Regions from separate parts of the Homo sapiens genome. Here region 2 is linked to region 1. Evidence: chromatin contacts called from ENCODE Hi-C or POLR2A ChIA-PET data. All regions are on one chromosome and are shown on one strand. Each heading gives the region's core, a stretch centred on a gene start or an enhancer-like site at or near the end of the contact. The rest is flanking DNA. Distances are from core to core; before and after follow the strand shown.

Region 1 (3,794 bases), core at 556-3,055:
ATTTCTTCTAATCTTGAAAATGTCTGGCATTTACCCTGTTCCAGTCCCTTCCCATGATTATTTGTCTTTCTGCCATTTCTTTCCTCCTACATTCTCTCTTCCTCATTCCTCTTCCTAATGAGCTGAGGTCCTGTCCAGATAAGATAGGTTTGTTTATCTTTATATCCTACTATCTTCAACTCTTCCACCTAGAATGCTATCAAGAGCAGTCTTTGCATTTTAGTTTTACTCAAAGGTTCAGAATTGCCTAATGCAAAGTGCACTGAAATTCTAGTCACAAGACCTGAGTTAAAATCATGAAGCTACAGTTAATTCTCTGTGTAACCATTAAGCAAGCCATTTCACCTTTCTTGGCCTCAGTGTCCTTATCTTTAATATGAATAGGCTACAAGACTGCTGAGACCTCTTACAGTTACAAAAGTAAAGCATTCACCTCCCTCAAATGTAGAAAGCAAAACTAATGTGCATTGAATTATTTTTCCAGAAGAACTGAAGGCTCCAAACTACTAAACAAAACAGTGAAAGGTGATTTCGGTGTTTCACTCACGTATTGTACTTATTCCCATATTATGCATTCACTACTCAAAAGTCAAACAAACAGTATGATATTAAAATAGCCTCTTTACATACATGTATATAATATCGGGGTTTTGACTATTCAGAGATAACCCAAAACTCTGACATGTAGTCTATTGTAAGTGTGCTGAGGCTTTTTAAAGCTGCTATTTGGACATGCTCACCCATCCTTAGCATCTAACTCCTGGTTTGGTGGTAGACTTCTCTAACCATGATTGCTATTGTGATATCTACAAATTGTGGGATCCAAGAAGGTCTCAAGATACAGCCTCCTAATTGTGGAGGGGGCATGACAGTGATCTCACTAGTCTATTTCTTCTGAGAACACAGAGAGAAGCAGCTATCCAGAATCAAAGATGACCATATGAAAATGGAAACTGGGGCACAGACAGACATCAGAAGGGAAGGACTCCAGAAAGCCACAGCAGAGAGACAGATTCCTACTGCCCTGAGAAAGGAAGCCCATTAGATAATTTCGTAGTAATACTAAATGTTGCTTGTGTTTGAAGTGGAGGTATGAGTCAATGTACTAGGAGGTAAGAGAGCAACAGATTCCTATTATCTCTTCCTCTTTGGAATCTCAGCAGCATTTCAAGTCTATCTATATAAGGCAACTCAGTTATATCCTGAGTATTGCTTTTTTTGCTTTCCATAACTTACTCTGGTCTCCCCTGCTAGCCTGCCAGCTCTTTAAGAGCAAGATTAGACATAAGTTTGTTACACTGCTTCAATTTTTTACAAAACTCCATCACCCTTTTAAAAAATAGATTTTTACTTTTTTATTAAAGAAAATGTACTGGAAGAAGGAATTAAGCATTCAACATGATAATGTATTTTGGAATAAATGTCAATCATTGGGCAACCATTTTCAAAGGAATTTTAATTATATAGTGTCTCCAAATGCTGAGCAAGGTTGCACAATACTGTCTGTGGAGTTAGAAGTGACTCTGGGAGCAACTGTCTCCTGTTAAATGTAGAAAATTAAAGAAGTGTAAGGCATTCTTGCTTTATTCCAGTTGATATTTTAAAAGACTGGTCCAACTGGTCTTCAAACCACATACTTTCTCCCCCTTACTGATAGTATTTGGCCAAAGTTTTTAATAATTAAAAAAAAAAGAAAAATCCAGAGTGGGTTTGTACTACCCTGTGACCCTCCCTGGAGAAACGCTGCTCAGCAATCCCTGCTTTGCTCAACAATCCCTGCTCGGCACAGAGGGCCAACACAAGGAAAACAGTTGGGCTCCCTTCCTAGTCTCCATTCAGTGCAGCCGTCTGGTCACAAATCTGCAAAGACAGACGTGGGGAAGGGAGAGGATACTTAACAGAACAGAGCTGAGATCACAAAAAAATATCCTTTAGCATTCTAAGAGAGATAGAGGGAATTCCAGGGGACTGCCTTTTTTATTGCCTATATTTTTATTACGATAAAAAGTTCAGTAATTATGTTGCTGGAAAGCATGAAACAAGACAAAACTGTAAATCACATGACTGTCCCAGGCTCAAATGTTTCACAATTCTGTAAACACCAGCTTTAACTGGCTGAATGAAGGCAAAATGCAAAAACCATTAGGAGAGCATCATCCAGTTCAATAGTCACAGGCTAATTTTTATCAAGTTGAAGGAAATTAAGCTGATTTAGATCATAGCAATCCTTTAGGTCTCAACAATAACAACAGCAACATTGACAACACAACCCTCTCCACCACAGTGCATTCAATATTTACTACACCAGATACTGGGCTAGCATGTTACAAGCCTCAGTTTATCCTCAGAAGCTCAAATCAAGAGAGATTATGGAATAAGCCTTAGGGTTTCTCTCCAGTTATCCTGACCCAGAGCTGTGCCCTCACCACTCCACTCCACTGCTATCCTTTAATAGTCAGTGTTCCACTTACAAAATAACATCATGTAGATGTTCAAAAATCTGAGTTCCTAGGAATCTGAGCTCTCGAAAGGATTCAGAGGTGGACTTCTCACGGGAGGAATGCAAAGATCTAGAAATGTTAGATTCACAGGGGAAAAAATCTGTTGAGTTTACCAGTTAATACACAAAATCATTTTAACTAGCTTCCGAATCGACTAGCCCTTCCACATTTCAGGTTAAAGAGCAATCTGTTCTCAATCTTTTACTTCACCATAAACAGAAATTGAATCTATTTAATTACAGTCACTTTACTAAGCCAGAGGAAAATGGAAGGTCCCAATGGGGAAAAACTCTTTCAAGAAAACACTTCTGGGAGAGCATGTAGAGTGAGCTGGCTCTAAGCCAATCCTTATCCCTTCTCACAGTCTCTAAGTAGCAAGAACACCATGATTTTCACATATACCATATACTGCCAAATATCATTCCTCCTTCATTTGATCAGATAACACCTTATCCCATTACAGAAGACCCTTTAATTAGTGTCACATAATAATGATCTAGTTAGTGTTGAAGACCAAAACACCAGTTTGCTAGATTAGCTAGGTGCAAGAAGCTTTATACACAGAGTAGCATTTTTATTCCTATCTAACTATGTTGTTCCTTCTCTGAATGGGAATAAATCCTCTGGAATGGAAATAAATCCTTGTAAGTGGTGCTAAGGACAAAGGAATTGGTCCAATACTCATCCAGCAGGGGAGAGGGCAGAAGCTATGTGCCTTAGTTAGAATGAGTTATACTACTACTGGCTCAACATGGCAAACCTTTCCCATGTGGGATCAAAGACTCAATAACCCAGATGAACACAGGAACACAGGGACAATGAAACCAAGGGGAAACCACTAGAGATGCTGCTTCCTGACGCTGCCTTTTGCATAGATCTTGTGACTTTTCCCTGATGACCTGGTGCCCAAAAGCGAATACAAAGTCAAAGCCATATCTTACAGAATCCTGAAAAACCCTCCCAAAGACTTGAGCTTGACATAACATAGTGACATTTTTATCAGTAAATTCAGTAAAAACTGTTGTGTTGGTCACGATCCATGTATACTCAAGAAGATACAATCCCTATTTTTAATGAGAGCCCCATTTGTCCTTTAGCAAACCCCGTAAGGACACTCCAACATTAAAAAAAAATTTGTTTCCATGTTTTTTTCCTCTTACTCAGAGCTCTGTGAGGGTGTACTGTACCATATAGAATGCATCCTGCATTCATAAATATATATCAGAGGAGAAGCAGCTGTTGAATTTAACCTCGATAGTCCATTAAGGATGAAACCCTCGCATTATTTTAGAG
Region 2 (3,794 bases), core at 602-3,101, 49 kb before region 1:
AATTACAGGCATACATCCCGATGCTCAGTTAATTTTTAAAATATTTTTTTAGAGATGGGATCTTGCTATGTTGCCCAGGCTGGTCTCAAACTTCTGGGCTCAAGTAATCCTCCTGCCTTGGCCTCTCAAAGTGCTGGGATTACAGGTGTGAGCCACTGTGCCTAGACAAAAGCATTTTCCATATTTTGTTTCATTGATTGATTGATTGATTGAAAGGGTCTGGCTCTGTTGCCCAGGCTGGAGTAGAGTAGTGCAATCACAGCTCGCTGCAGCATCAAACTCCTGGGCTCAAGCGATCCTCCTGCCTTAACCTCCCAAGTAGCTGTGTCTACAGGCACACACCACCATCCCCAGCTAAGTTTTCTGTAGAGATGGGGTCACACTCTGTTGCCCAGGCTGGTCTCAAACTCCTGGCCTCCAGAGATCCTCTAGCCTTATCCTCCCAAAGTGTTAGGATTACAGGTGTAAGCCACTGTACCTGGCCAAAAGCATTTTGAATAAAGGATACCCAACCAGTAATTAGAGGTCAATTTACATGGTTGCCAGCACTCACAAATTACGTTCTTGATGAGTGTCTTATCCTTTTCATTCCCAATGCCACTATGCTGGTTCAGGTTCATTTCACCTAGCACATCTGCCCCATTCATTCATTCATACAATCATGCAAGCAGCTATTATGCTCCAGGTACTGTGCTGGGTGCTGGACATGACATAAAGATCAATACAGAGTTCCTATTTTCAAAGAACATGCAGTCTAGGTAGAGGATAAAGATAATAGGACCTCAAAAATAATGCGAGAAATGCTATAGTAGAGCAGGCACAGGATGTGGCCCTTAGCATCAAGGAGAAGCACCTAATCCACAGTCAAGGAGTCAGGTATGCCTACAGCTGAGACCTTAATAGGAGGCAAAAGTTAACACATGAAAAAGGGGAGAAATATTCAGTTCAAGCGAAGGAATGGCAGGAGCAAAGGCATGGATGCCAAAGAATACAAAGTAATTTCACGGGTGGACCGAAAATAGTTTGATACACCTGAAGGATTAGTGCAATGGGAGATGGGCTAAGGCCAGATGACAAAGAGGGTGGGGGCCATGCTAAGGAATTTAGACTTTATCCTGGGGCAATGGAGATTATGGGGAGATTTCATGCAGTAGAGCTACATGAGAAGACTTGCATTTTAAAAAGTTCTAACCGCAATATGGAGAAAGGATTAGAGCAGCACTGCCCCACTGAAAAATAATGTGAGCCGCTTATAAATTTTAACTTTTTCCAGAAGCCACATGAAAAGAATGAAAAGAAACACGTGAAATTAATGTTTTATTAGTTTATTAATTGTATGAATTTTACTCATATAGTTTATGCCACAGTATTAGAAGGGGGCCTGCAGAGAAGTGAACACACTGGAGAAGTGCTTAGGAAGGAGAATGGCCGAAATTTGTTACAGGTGAGGACTCACTTAACTCTGGTTCCTTTTACACACTAGGATCAAATTGATCTTCCTGAAATACAGCTCCAATTAAGATATTCCTCTGTTTTAATTTTTCCATTGTTCTCCTTTTGCCCACTAAATAAGGCCTAGACTCTTTAGCCAGCAGTGAACCCTGACTGTTTCTCCAGTATCTGCATCCTCCCCTCCAAACAGCTGGACCGCTCTGCTCCCACCTGTAAACCCAGCGTCGAAGGTCAGTCATAACCTTAAGCAGAAGGCATTAAAAGACTTTGGCTCAGCACTCTGGAATGGAGTATTGAACCATTCTTACTGCTAGTCAGGCCCATGTTCCAGGTCTGACTCCTGGCTTGGAAATCTGCCTGGTCCCTCTGGGGCTGGGGCCCAGCTTCTTGCTTTCCATTCTGCTGTTTCCTCCCAGAGCTTGGAAGTCTGCCCATGAACCTGAGCATAGCGGCTGGAGCCTGCTAACTGCTGACAGACTTTCTTATTCCCTCAGTCTTGATTACACTTCTAAGTGCCACCTGTTCCTGTATTTCCCAGTATCAGGCACCTTCCCTCCTTGAGACTTGTCTCCTACCTCTCAGTACCAACTTGTCTGGGTGACCGCTTGTCATCTATCGCCATATTCTTCTGCACATCTCTTCTAATGCCTTGTCTGCCAGCCTAGACTTCCTCACAGTTCCTGATCAATCCTCGAGGGCAGATCTGGTCCCTCCCAGTTTGCCCTGTCTTTTGCAGCAAACCAGGCTATTTCTAACAATTATCTGTAGCTATGACAATGAACATTCAAGGCCCTGCAGATTAGAGCCCCACCACACCATTGAAACTTCTTCCTTAATATGCTTGTGTACCCTTCACTCCACTCAGAATAATCTCATCATTGTATGCTATTCATGCCCCAAGACTGCAGACCTCCCTGATTTATTCCTGACAACTCCACACCCTGGAAAAGTCTTTTTCCCATTCCATTCCTATTTAACTTAGGCATTCACAATAAATATTAAATTCAAAAATATGACAATCCATAATCTCCTCCCCACTCCAACTGGTTACATCTCCCTCCTCTGAACTCCTGTGGCTCATTAGCTGGGTTTCCATTATAGATTTTATTGCATTCTTCCTTATTTTAAATGTCTTATTTCCCTAAGAATATAAATATCTTGGGAATAAGATCCATGTCTGATTACTTAGCAAAGCAAAGTAGCTGGGGGAAAGGGAAATAAGGAGAAAGGGGGAGCAGGAAAGAGAGACTTGGCTCAATTTCACAAAATGAGTAATAGTCCATCAAGGATTATTATTGAGCAAGCTCACATTGTCACATGCCTGTTTAGTATCCTTAATCAAATCATTCCTGAAGCATGGAGGGCAAGGGCTCCTGTCCCTATGGACTTAAGGAAATCTCTGTGAGTCCTTAGGTAATAATATTGGATTGGTGCAAAAGTAATTGTGGTTTTTGCTATACTTTCAATGCAAAACCACAGTTACTTTTGTGCCAATCTAAGTATCATTATATATATGTATGTGTGTGTGTTCCTTATTTTCTTCCCTTTGCCTGTCTATTTGAACTTATCTCTTCCCATCTCCCCCTCCCTCTCTCTCTTGTTGAATTCATCTGGGAACCCCCACTCCTCACCCCAAGGTTTGAGAGTTCCCCAAAACGGAGCTGGAATAAATTCAGTAACCCAGTAGAAATCCCTTCAGTTCTTCCTTTTGGCACCCACTGGGTCCACAAATAAGCAGCAGCTTTCCTCATTGATAGGAAACTCAAGGATCCTGGGAATGCAGCTCTACCCTCCCCCGGTTATCTTTTAGAAATTCAGTTATCTTTAGAAATTCAGTACCAGTGGAAAAGGTTCAGGCCGGAGAACTAGATATTTCTGTTTATGATTAAGGTGGGCAAAGTTGATTCTTGCATCCAGTACAATACTCAGCCTCTTGTTCCCTGTAAAGCAGTGAGATCTACACATGGACGTCTGACTACCCTCTCATTTTGCCATTGTCTACACCCCCATGGCACTAGGAGAGTTAAGGAGACTGTGCATCATTACTTTGCACTCATTTTCCAGCTTTCCTCTTAGGAATTCCAGATACTTTAGAAAATATGACAGCAATCTCACCAAATCCCTGCATGGTACCTAGAGCACATTACCAACAAAAATAAAATAATTATAATCCACCCACCACAATATCTATTCTGTCTTCTGCATTATTCTGTAATATTAGATATCTGAGTAGCTCTCATGTGTATTATACTATTCCTGTTCAGCCATAAAAATATGTAGTGCCAAATCCCAGGCCATGAGTTATGAAGACACAATAGTTGCAAGTTCTATGATGCCAAACA

Evidence for each region. Hi-C counts contacts between places; a loop is a spot of excess contacts on that map. ChIA-PET counts read pairs that join two places held with the same protein, here RNA polymerase II (POLR2A). Pooled maps may share reads with other maps.
Region 2: a map of heart right ventricle shows a loop between it and region 1 (1.8-fold over the local background). The contact joins two enhancer-like sites. A Hi-C loop is called at or near these places in 5 of 168 maps with a recorded cell type or tissue (Caco-2, Right ventricle myocardium inferior, heart right ventricle and 1 more), 2 of 37 single-sample maps with no recorded cell type and 5 of 50 pooled maps. POLR2A ChIA-PET finds 5 or more read pairs at or near these places in 2 of 52 experiments (A673 and activated B cell).

The regions. Positions count from the first base shown.
Region 1 is chr1:183,732,967-183,736,760 of GRCh38, reverse strand. It overlaps a transcript of RGL1 not described here. Among named protein-coding and RNA genes, the nearest start is that of RGL1, 70 kb to the left of the region's middle. Within about 2 kb of position 1,805, at least 11 of the 41 ENCODE cell types and tissues checked have a DNase peak (open chromatin) inside an H3K27ac peak, as active enhancers do; they include A673 and heart right ventricle, where a contact is called at or near this core.
Region 2 is chr1:183,782,493-183,786,286 of GRCh38, reverse strand. It overlaps a transcript of RGL1 not described here. Among named protein-coding and RNA genes, the nearest start is that of RGL1, 21 kb to the left of the region's middle. Within about 2 kb of position 1,851, at least 8 of the 41 ENCODE cell types and tissues checked have a DNase peak (open chromatin) inside an H3K27ac peak, as active enhancers do; they include A673 and heart right ventricle, where a contact is called at or near this core.